Regions from separate parts of the Homo sapiens genome. Here region 1 is linked to region 2. Evidence: chromatin contacts called from ENCODE Hi-C or POLR2A ChIA-PET data. All regions are on one chromosome and are shown on one strand. The core of a region is the stretch at or near the end of the contact, and the rest is flanking DNA. Distances in the headings are between cores, read along the strand shown.

What was found. Hi-C counts contacts between places; a loop is a spot of excess contacts on that map. ChIA-PET counts read pairs that join two places held with the same protein, here RNA polymerase II (POLR2A). Pooled maps may share reads with other maps.
Region 1: a map of endothelial cell of umbilical vein shows a loop between it and region 2 (2.6-fold over the local background). The contact joins the promoter of JMJD1C-AS1 here to the promoter of JMJD1C-AS2 in region 2. A Hi-C loop is called at or near these places in 6 of 168 maps with a recorded cell type or tissue (CD4-positive, alpha-beta memory T cell, CD8-positive, alpha-beta T cell, PC-3 and 3 more), 4 of 37 single-sample maps with no recorded cell type and 7 of 50 pooled maps. POLR2A ChIA-PET finds 5 or more read pairs at or near these places in 10 of 52 experiments (CD4-positive, alpha-beta T cell, H1, MCF 10A and 6 more).

The regions. Positions count from the first base shown.
Region 1 is chr10:63,461,712-63,467,494 of GRCh38, forward strand. JMJD1C-AS1 (JMJD1C antisense RNA 1) reads left to right here and starts at 3,518. Exons shown (of 1, transcript NR_027182.1): 1 at 3,518-4,852. It overlaps JMJD1C (jumonji domain containing 1C), which reads right to left and starts at 4,266. Exons shown (of 26, transcript NM_032776.3): 1 at 3,784-4,266. The coding sequence starts at 3,951. RefSeq lists silencers at 3,379-3,718, 4,259-4,408 and enhancers at 3,498-4,287, 3,909-3,978, 4,059-4,228, 4,679-4,728.
Region 2 is chr10:63,428,356-63,433,919 of GRCh38, forward strand. JMJD1C-AS2 (JMJD1C antisense RNA 2) reads left to right here and starts at 2,220. Exons shown (of 2, transcript NR_134312.1): 1 at 2,220-2,268; 2 at 2,418-2,847. The region is part of intron 1 of JMJD1C (jumonji domain containing 1C); the gene reads right to left.

The DNA.
Region 1 (5,783 bases), core at 2,268-4,767, 35 kb after region 2:
AAAACCAGACATATTTTATTAAATACTTACACTTTAGACAGAACTGGCTTGAAAACAGAAATACAATCAACCTAAGCATCAAAGAAAGGTAGATAGATGGGTGTATGGATGAATGGATGGATAGATAAGCAAATAAATAAATCACTGAGATCATAAATGGAAGCGAAGTTAAACAAGAGGAGAGTAAATTGATGTCTGCTATTTAATTAATATTACAATATTATTCAAGGAGACAAATATTATGCAACAGTACTTCTCAACTGCCAGTTTTCCTTAAACTATCAATTTTCTAGAAAAATTCCTCAAAAAGTAGAACAGCAGTAATGTCAAAAATGTATCCCAAGACAAAACTCAGTAATGGGGCTAAAAAAGAAACTCAAAATGAAAAAGGTTCACAATGTGCTGTATATATTTCAACTTCTTCAACAACTTGGTCCTCCTGCATAAAAAAGGCTTAGATATTTTGTTAGCAAAGATAATTCCAATACAGATAACCCAAAAGGTTCTCACGCCATATTTTTAAAAGTTGACAAACTATTTGAAATTATCCAACATAACCTAATGAAAACTCTATTAATTAAACTTATTACTTAAAAGATTAGAAAGTAATATCACTATAACCCCTGGCTGAAAAAATAAAATTTTAATCTTACTTTATTTGTATTAAATTATATATGTTCATATTGTACAAGAAATATGTTTGCTACCACGGTGTGGTAAAAAATAATTTAATCCCAAAGATATCCATGTCCTAATCCCAGGAACCTGTAACTGTTACATTACATGGCAAAGGAGAATTAAAGTTTACAAGGAATTATGGTTGTTAATAGATGGCAAGATTATCCTGGATTATGTCAATTGGCCCAAAGTAATCAACAGGGCACTTACAAGTGTAATGGGGAAGCAGGAGAGTTAGAAGGAGATGACTAGGGAAAAACGGTCAGAGAGATACAACTTGGTTGGCTTTTAAGATGGAGGAAGGGGGCCATGAGCCAAGGAATGTGGACAGCTTCTAAAAACTAGAAAAGGAAAGAAAATGGATCTCTCCTAGAATAAACAGTCTTGCCACACTTTGATTTTAGCCCAGCAAGATCCAGGTCTTATTTGTGATCTCCAGAACTACAAAATAATAAGCGTATAACATTTAAACCACCAAGATTACGTTAATTAAACAATTATAGAAATTTAATTCACGTGGCAATTCCTCATACATAAGACCCAAAATAAGAATAACTGATTATCTTTGAGACACAATATTCCCTCAACTACTTTGAAGTTCTTATCATTATCCTTCCAAATCATGTGCCACAGGTTTGTGGCACATGTCCTGCCTGGTGTATCCAGCCAGGACTTCTAGTAGACTTAACAGGTTTTTAATTATACATATTTGTAGCTTTAAAAAAAAAATCACAAACTAGCCTATTCAACATTTTCCATATACTTTCTTTTTACATATTTATTTATTTATTTAGAGACAGGATCTCACTCTGTCGCCCAGGCTAGAGTGCAGTGGCATAATCTTGGCTCACTGCAGTCTCAACCTCACTGAGCTCAGGTGATCCTCCCACCTCAGCCGCCCCAGTAGATGGAACCACAGGCATTGTACTACTATGCCCGGCTAATTTCTGTATTTTTTGTAGGGACAGGGTTTCGCCATGTTGCCCAGGCTAGTCTCAAAACTCCTGCGCTCAAGTATCTTCCCATCTCAGTCTCCCAAAGTGTTGGGTTTACAGGCGTGAGCCACTGTGCCTAGCCTAATTTCATGTAACTTAAAATCTACTCTGCAGTAATCAAAGTCGAACAGGAATATTACATTATGTTAATGCTAAACTGTTCCAAGTTTCGTTTAAGAAATGTGAATGTAAGAAAATCTGGGAATAAATCTAAAATGGTAGATTCTAGGCTAAAAAAACTAAATTAATATTCAAATTTTCAAATAAAGACAGATTAAAAAAACTCATCAAGGGTTCACATAGGTATGGTTCAACATACATTTTTCTTTTTTTGGTAAAATTTAGATATGGTGAAACGCAAAGATAGTATCAATTCAACGAGTTTTGACAAATATATATATCTGTGTAACCAACAATCAGGATAGGAAACATTTCTATCACCTGAAGAAACTCCTATTCTTTCCAGTCAATCTCTACCATCCATAGATAATTTATTTTTTAATATCCAGCTTAATACCTTACTAACATATGCAAACTTAACTCTTTAATCACTTAAATTCCCAACTAAGAGAGCAATTAAGTTATTTATATATACAAATTTTTTTTTTCCTTTTTTACAGATGAGGGGGTCTCACCTATGTTGCCCAGGCTGGACTCTTAATAAGTCCTGGGCTCTAGCAATCCTCTTACCTCAGCCTTTTACACAAACAAAAATAGTTACTGAATTGAACTGCCATAATTTTTAGAACCACTAACATCACCAATACTTTTTAAGGAAGATTATACATTTCTATACGAAAATAACCAGCCAAAACCTTCAAAACTACCTCTATTTTCTGTTAGAAATACCTATCAGCAAAACACACCTATTTTGCGATATCGAGTCAATATTAATACATGCCGCATTAACCATATCATTGACTACAGTGAGGAAAACCCGAGTTTACAAAAACACACTCAGAAACTATTAAAATAGGTAGGTAAAAAATATTAGGTAGATACCTGTACAAATATTACAATGAATTTGGAATTGTAAGCTTTCATGCACACAAAGGGAAAAAAATTTCCTAAATTTGAAGTTTTCATTGAAAAAGTAAATGGCTCAGGGCATTACAAATAAATTTCACAGATTACGTATTCATAAATCAACCTTTGGAAGTCTAGTCCATGTCTTGTCTCTACTCCGCCCCTTACCTTCAAGCTGTCCCTCAGTGAGAATGTACTTGGAACACAACAGAGCATATTACAGCTCAATATCATGCACATACCTACGCTACTCAAAGAAAGCACTGGCAGCGTCACATGTAAGAAACCAAAAAAAAAAAAAGATAATCAATTCTGCATGGCATTTAACATTTTAATTGACAACATTTTTCGTCTTATTTAAAATCGTATAAAACCCAGAAACAGCTTGACTCCAAAGAACTATACCTTTCTAACAAGAAAAGCACATTGGGGACAGAAAGAGAGATTACCCTCCATACCAAAATTTTTCACTTTTATCCTTTACGGTTAGAAAGCCAAGCATCTATTAAGGAGAGGATGAATCCGGGCACAGCCACCACCACGGCCTCTGCCTCTAAAACACATAGGAATCCCCGGACTGTGTGGGAAGGTCTCTTTTCTTTTCTCCCTCCCCTTCAGCAACCTTACAGGATAAGTTTTAAGTCTCGAGCTACAGCACTATGAAGACTTTTCCAAGAAAAGAGATACCAGGGAAGCTGGCCGCCTGTCGCCATGAGTGGTCCGCCCCCTACCCCCACCTGCCCGCGCGGCGCCGGACTCGCGGCTCCGCCTTTCGGGGAGGTCTCCGTGGCCGCCCAGGCGCCACAGCGGGGAGCCGCGGTCGACCCCTCCGGGATGGGGGCCAGGGCAGCCTCCGCGGCTATCCCGGGAGTCCTGCTCCGACACCACCTCCACAGGGGAAGCCGCTCGGAGAGACGCAGGGACCCAGGCAAGGGATGCGGGCAAACGCGCCAAGGGTTCAGCAGAGGGGCGTGACCGCCAGTTGGCCGGGCTGAGCGAGGCGCCAGAGGGAAGCCTGCAAGGTACGTCTGCGAGAGCCGGGTGCGGGCGCGGCAGGGGAAAAGGGGGGCGCTGACTCTCTTACCGCCAGGTCCGGATTGCGGCTGTCCCTGTGTGACACGGCTCGGATGACCCCCGCTCGCCAGCTTCGCCAGCCGCGTCCGCTCTCCCAGCGCTCCGAACGTGCCTCGTCGCCGACCGCCACACACAGGAACCGCTTACCCACCAGCTCTGCCCGCGTCTCTACCGCCATAGCTGTCGCTGCCGAAGCGGCCGCTGCCTCCTCCAGTGCGAGGGAACCGATGAAACCTCACTCCTACCGGCCGCTCATGCTGAGGAGAGCGGACCGGGACACAGCAGCGGACCCGAAAGAGCGCAGACTCGGGACGAACCGGCCGCTCTGCCCCGGACACAGCGACCTCGGGCCCTCCCCGCAAACACTCCTTTGGACTCCCAGATTCGCAGCCTTGTGCTGCAGCGCCACACAAGAAAACTGAAACAAAACCCAACGCGGCCGTCGAAGACCCCGAGGCAGCCCAGCCGCCGCCACCGCGCCGCGGCCAGTACTGCTCCGTCTCCCTCCCCGGGCAGCGGCGGCGCGCAGCGCGTCTCCTTCCGCCGGCGCGGGCGGGGCAGCAGCCGCGGGAGGGTCGGCGGAACCACCGCAGACGGAAAGTAGTGCCCGGCCCTGCGGAGGCGGCAGCGGCCACTGGGTCCGTCCAGATCCAGAGGCGGCGGCGGCGGCGGCAGCGGGAGACGAAAAAATGAAGAGGGCCGCGGGAAAGTAGGCGACAGCTATTCAAAGCTTTTGGGGGTCTACCTTTGTATTCGTTGCTCCCTCAGAGGTGGAGGTGAGGGGAAAGTGAAGTGTAGTGGTTCCACTCTGATCACAAAATAAACTCCTGGGTTGACGCCTCACCCGCGGTTTGATGTTCAGAGCACACAGCGCCCGCCGCCTGAGTTAGCCTGAATTAGCAGTCCCGCAGTAACAGCAGCAGAGCAGGACAACACTTCTACTGAAAACTAAGCCCCAAAGTCACAGCAGAACCAACCGTTCATGACTTCAAGGGAAAACGAGGGGGAAAATGTGATCCTTTCATTCTTCTCATTTGTGGTGATACTAATTACATGTTTAAGCTATTCACAGATTTAAATTCGTCACTGCTTTATTATAAGAACAGCAAATGCTCCGTGGCGGGCCCTTGTCAACGTCCTGAAATTTCACAAACCGTGTCTGCGACAGTCTTAGTACTTTTAGTACTGGTACACAGCTCAAACACACTGGTCAGATAATAAAAGCAGAGAAAATCCCCAGATTCAGTTATTAGAAAATACCATGGAAAGAAAAGGATTTTAGCCAATCACAATTCAAGAAAAAAAATATTTATTTCCCATCCAATTACAATCGGACTCCCTAACCCACACAAAGATCTCTAACTTGGAACAATCACTCTTCTTTGATCAACTTATTTGTTATAAATCAAACCTCCCTACAAATGTCAGTGAGCAGTTCGATTTCAGGCACCCTTTATACTGCTTTTTTATAGGTAGTCCAATATTCTAAATTTCAGTTTCTTGAGATTTTCCTGAACCTCTATTTAAAAAAAAAAAGTTAACAGAGTTTACAGTAGTAATCTGAATGTTTAAAATAACTATAAGGCTTTTATCTGTTTTCTCTAGAACACTCAAGCTGGGCAATTTGAAGTGGAGAAACACAACCACTGCTAATAGGTTAGAAACCAAAATTATAAGGAAGATGGATTTTAATAATCATGGTCAAATTTTGCCAAAGACCAAACATAGAACTGTAATAAATAGGCTGGGCACGGTGCCTCACGCCTGTAATCCCTGCACTTTAGGAGGCAGATCACCTGAGGTCGGGAGTTCGAGACCAGCCTGGCCAACATGATGAAACTAAATGTATTTTTAGTCTCTACTAAAAATACAAAAAATTAGCTGGGCATGGTGGAGCATGCCTGTAATCCCAGCTACTCAGGAGGCAGCAGGAGAATCACTTGAACCTGGGAGCTGGAGGTTGCAGTGAGCCGGGATCGTGCCACTGCACTCCAACCTGGTCAACAAGAG
Region 2 (5,564 bases), core at 970-3,469:
ATCAATTAACGAAATTTTACAAATTATTTCACAAAGATTACAAAAGACTCATTCATTACAAAACATTCACTACTTGAAATGTCAGAACAGTGTTCAACAGGTCAAAGAAATCAACTGAATGTTTCTGTAGTTCTGATCCTTAAAATTCCTTTCTTGATGTAGTAGGAACTAAATTTGCACAGAAGCAGGGCTTTGGAATAGATGAGAAACTTTTCAGTGACTATAAGCAGAAACATATACTGGAACAAAACCATTCTTCAGTTCAAGTTACTATTGATCGTGATTACCTCACCAGTTAGACTATGGAAACAAAACATAAAAGAAAATTAAGAACAATGAAAAAAAGAGAAAAAACAATAAGGGCAAGAAAGTAAAACTCAAAAATGCTAATTGTTCAATACCATGTATCTTAACTTTCCCTTATCCTTGACTTTTATCTAAGTATTTCTGAAATACCCATACTATTATAATAATAATACTCTTATCTAAGTCTCAGAATCTAACAAGAAAAAAATACTCGGTCAAGGTAAGCCAGGTTATGTAGCTACACAAAGAACCATAAAATCTCTGGCTTAAAATAAAATTTACTTCTTCAGGCTGTCCATTCCTTATTGACAGGTCTTTCTTTTGGTGGGGGGGAGGGGCACGGAATTTCACTCTTGTTACCCAGGCTGGAGTGCAATGGCACGATCTCAGCTTACCGTAACCTCTACCTCCCGGGTTCAAGAGAGTCTCCTGCCTCGGCCTCCCGGGTAGCTGGGATTACAAACATGCACAACCACACCTGCCTAATTTTATATTTTTAGTAGAGACAGGGTTTCTTCATGATGGCAGGCTGGTCTCAAACTCCTGACCTCAGGTGATCCACCCACCTCAGCCTCCCAAAGTGCTGGGATTACAGGCATGAGCTACCGAGCCCAGCCTGACAGGTCTTTTTTAACTCAGGGGGAATAGCACCTCAAAATGTTGCCTCAGGATCTGAGAACGGAAGAAGAAAAAAAAAAGACAGCTTTGAAGATCTCATACTGGAACTTAAATACTGCAGCAATATTAGGATGCACAATTTCCTTTCAAACATCTGTTTTTCTCACAACTCATTTATTGGCCAGAATTAGTCACAGCCCCTAACATGAAGGATGAGAACAAAAACTATTTGGCAAACAGCATTAATGACCAACACAGATGCATAAAACGAGTTGCTTTGATACAATGTTACATAGGCTTTGAGATTCAAGGCAAAATTTAAAGTAGCCTGCAGGGAAAATGTTGTGAGCAAAGGTTTTCCTATTCTAAAACATTTGCCAGTTGAGAAAGCAGCACCTTGGCATCTCAAACAAGTATGAATACTCAGCACAATCAAAATAAAAAACCAAAGCAAAAAGAAGAATCATCACTATGCCTCTTATTATAGCACTATATTACTACAAATAAGAAGGTTTATGATTTTAGTATCTCTAACTGAATGCTCCAACAGCATTTAAATTCACCCACTCAATTTCCTCTCAAGACACCATCCATATATATTCAACAAACCTATTCAGAGTTCCTACTGTGAGCTACTTGCTATCCTAGTAATTGTAAACAGGGAAGTAAGCTCTTATCTAAGGACTAAAAACTCTATCCCATTTCTAAATATCCAGATTCAATATTAAGAATAAAAAAATCATGTTTATTTATGCACAACTATTTCTAAAGCCACTTTTTAAAAAAGTTGGTATGGTTCCAAGACAACTCAATGGGGGAAAGAAGAGTCTCTTAAATAGTACTGGGACAACTGGGTTTCCATATACAAAAAATAAAGTTGGGAAATTACTTCACACCATATACAAAACTAACTCAAAACAAATCAGAGACCAATATGTAAGACCCATAACTATCAAACTCTTAGAAGAAAACATATAAGAATATCTTTGTGACATTGAGTTGGGCAATGGTTTCTTAGATGTGACACCAAAAGCACAAGTAACAAAAGAAAACATAAATTGGGCTTCATCAAAATCAAGAGTGAAAAGACAAGCTAAAGAATAGAAGAAAATATTTGCAAATCATTATCTGATAAGGAAGTTGTCTTAACAACATGCTACAACATGAATAAATCTTGAGAGCATTAAGTGAAAGAAAGCTAGATGCAAAAGGGCACAGATTATATGATTTCATTTATATGGAATGTTCACAACAGACATTTCCATAGAGACAAGAGAGTAGATAAGCGGTTGCCAAAGGGCTGGAAGTGGCAGGAAGAGGAACACAAGTGACTGCTAACGGATAGTGAGTTTCTTTTGGGGGTATACTAAAATTAGATAGGGGTCATGGTTGCACAACTCTGTGGTATACTACAAATCAATGAATTTTATAAGGTTTAATTTTATGCTATGTAAATTATATCTCAATAAAACTATCTAATTTATTTATTTTAGAGACAAGAGCTCACTCACTGGAGAGCAGTGGCATGATCACAGGTCACCGCATCCTGGAATTCCTGGGCTCATGAGATCCTCGCACCTCAGCTTCCCGAGTAGCTGGGACTACAAGGTGTTTAACACCATACCGGCTAATTTTTGTTTTGTTTTGTTTCGTTCGATGAAGACGAACTCCTGGGTTCATGCAATCCTCCCACCTCGCTTCCCAAAGTGTTAGGAGTATAGACGTGATCCACTGACTCTGGCAAAACTATTTTTTTAAAAAAGTGACAATGGCTTAACACCTACATTAGATGACAATAAAACCAGTGCAGATGGTCATGAAAAGCAAACAAATTCAGGGATTATAGACTTTATAACCAAGTATATCTACTGGTCTGTGAAAGGAGGAAATGACAGAGTATGAACAATAAAATACTATAACATATATTGACTTACAAACATTAATCACTTCTGCTTTCAAAACATTTGGAGGGCAACCATCTCATTCAAAAAGACCAACTTAATTATTGAGGAAGTTAAGAGAATAAAAGCTAAGGGAAAAAATAAGATTAATGTACAGAAATATGTAAGAATGACATATTGTAGTTTTATGCTTTCAGAAGAGGCACAGTTATGGAAAATGAGGCCAACCTATGGGTATAACAGAAGGCTCCTAAAGTATGGTGGTTTCTGAGGTAGGGACTTCAAGTTGTAAATACAGTATCCATCTACTCCTGCTTTCTTACCAAAAGAACACTGATTTTGCTAGGTGCAATAATGGACTATCCTAAAATTTTTAAGGTTCTGGAAGACAGAGACGATAATATGACGTAATTCTGGTAAATAAGATGTAATATTTGAGATGACTTGGGGTGAGTTTTAGAAAGCTCCTTGACTAGGGGCAAACTAAGGTGATATTGTAACTCAGGGTCCCCAGGTTTTGGGGTATGCACTGTGAAAAAGTACTCACTTGCGGCCGGGCGCAGTGGCGCACGCCTGTAATCCCAGCACTTTGGGAGGCCGAGGCGGGCGGATCACGAGGTCCAGAGATAGAGACCACCCTGGCCAACAAGGTGAAACCCCATCTCTACTAAAAGTACAAAAATTAGCTGGGCATGGTGGTGCATGCCTGTAGTCCCAACTAATCGGGAGGCTGAGGCAGGACAATCGCTTGAACCCAGGGGACAGGGGTTGCGGTGAGCCAAGATGGCGTCACTGCACTCCAGCCTGGCGACAGAGCAAGACTCCGTCTGAAAAGAAAAAGAAAAAGAAAACTCACTTTTGTAACTGTTGCGCCTTGAGTTCTTGTTGTTTCAAGAAGTTCCAGAAAGAAGCTCAGCCCAGTGGTTGGGTCCAGAGATGACTAAACTGGAGATGAACTTCTGGCAAACTCTCCTCACTACCATACTAAAATCCCCACCCAGGAAGTAGTTTATGTGCCATTTTCTATACATCTGATGTATGTAAAAGCATGATAAATGTGCCTGCACTGCCTTTATTCCACCTCTAATACAATGACTCAGCTAACTAGCCCGGGTGTTCACCTTTGTTTGGGGAGGCACTGCCTTTGGGACTATCCCTAGTGTCCTCCTTACTTGGTGCAAGTAATAAAATCCCCCTGTGAAATCATACTTGGTTGTGGTCACTGGACTTGTCATCCACCAAGCAAATGAACCCACCCATTGTGTGTGTGTGACACTATGAGCCTTCTTGCCCTTTTCTGCTTCCTCCTCCTTCCTGCCTGGAGCTGAACTAAGGAAGACAACAACAGTATCAGCTATATTGTAACTGACCATGAGGAAAAGACCAAGAGAACAACAGCCCAGTCTTCAACAGCCCTGGCATCCTTAAATGATCACATCAACTCTGGAATGTCTACTTCTGGACTTAGAAGGAAAACCTTATCTATTTTGTTTAACCACTGTTAATTGGCATTGAGGAAAAAATACCATGAGACAAAAACTTGAAAAGATCAGATACAAGTTCATAATAAAAACACAGAGACCTAGAACAGCCATAAGAAGCATACAACATTGTTGATGTTTATTTTACAGAACTTTTAGATTACACCTAAAAACAGAAATTCACCGACTGAATACCTAAGATGATGATCACAATGCTATGAACATTTCTTAATCTTTCATGACAATTCTAAGACTAACTGAATGATTTCCTTACACAGGAGATCTCAGTAAAGAAAAGGTGATGCTTTCATTAACTGTCCTGAGTTCTTCTCTTCACTGTCAACCTACCATAGGTTATAAACACAAAATAAAAATAATCTGTTTTCCTATATACATGGATCTCAAACAAGGGATTTATTTATTTTATTATTATCATTTTTTTTTTTTGAGACAGAGTTTTGCTCTTGTTGCCCAGGCTGGAGTGCAATGCCGCGATCTGGGCTCACCACAACCTCTGCCTCCCGACCCCAGTTCAAGCGATTCTCCTGCCTCAGCCTCCCGAGTAGCTGGGATTACAGGAAAGCGCTACCATGCCCGGCTAATTCTGTATTTTTAGTAGAGATGGTGTTTCTTCATGTTGGTCAGGCTGGTCTCGAACTCCTAACCTCAGGTGATCCGCTCGCCTTGGCCTCCCAAAGTGCTGGGATTACAGGCTTGTGCCACCGCGCCCGGCCTAAGGGAGTTATTTATTTATTTAGATACTGAGAATTTAAAAAATAGCAGCAATGGCTTAACTGTAACATCAGGAATAACTCATAATTCAATTACGTCATTCACAAACCATGATGATAATATTCATATCTCCTCAATGACAATTTTCAAACTCTACTGGGCAAGAAACAATGTACTCTTTTCTTTTCTTTTCTTTTTTTTTTTTTTTTTGAGACAGGGTCTCGCTTTGATGCTGAGGCTGGAGTGCAAGGGTGAGATCATGGCTCACTGCAGTTTCGACCTCTGGCACTCAAGTGATCCTCCCACCTCAGCCTCCCAAGTAGCTGATACTACACACGTGTACCACCACATGCAGTTAATTATTTTTTGTACATATGGGGTCCCACTATGTTACCCAGGCTGATCTTGAACTCTTGGCCTCAAGCAATCCTCCCACCTCAGTCTCCCAAAGTGCTGGGATTACGGGTCTGAGTCACTGTACCTGGCCCATACGATATAAATTGAGTTCCAAAAAAAAAAAAAAGGG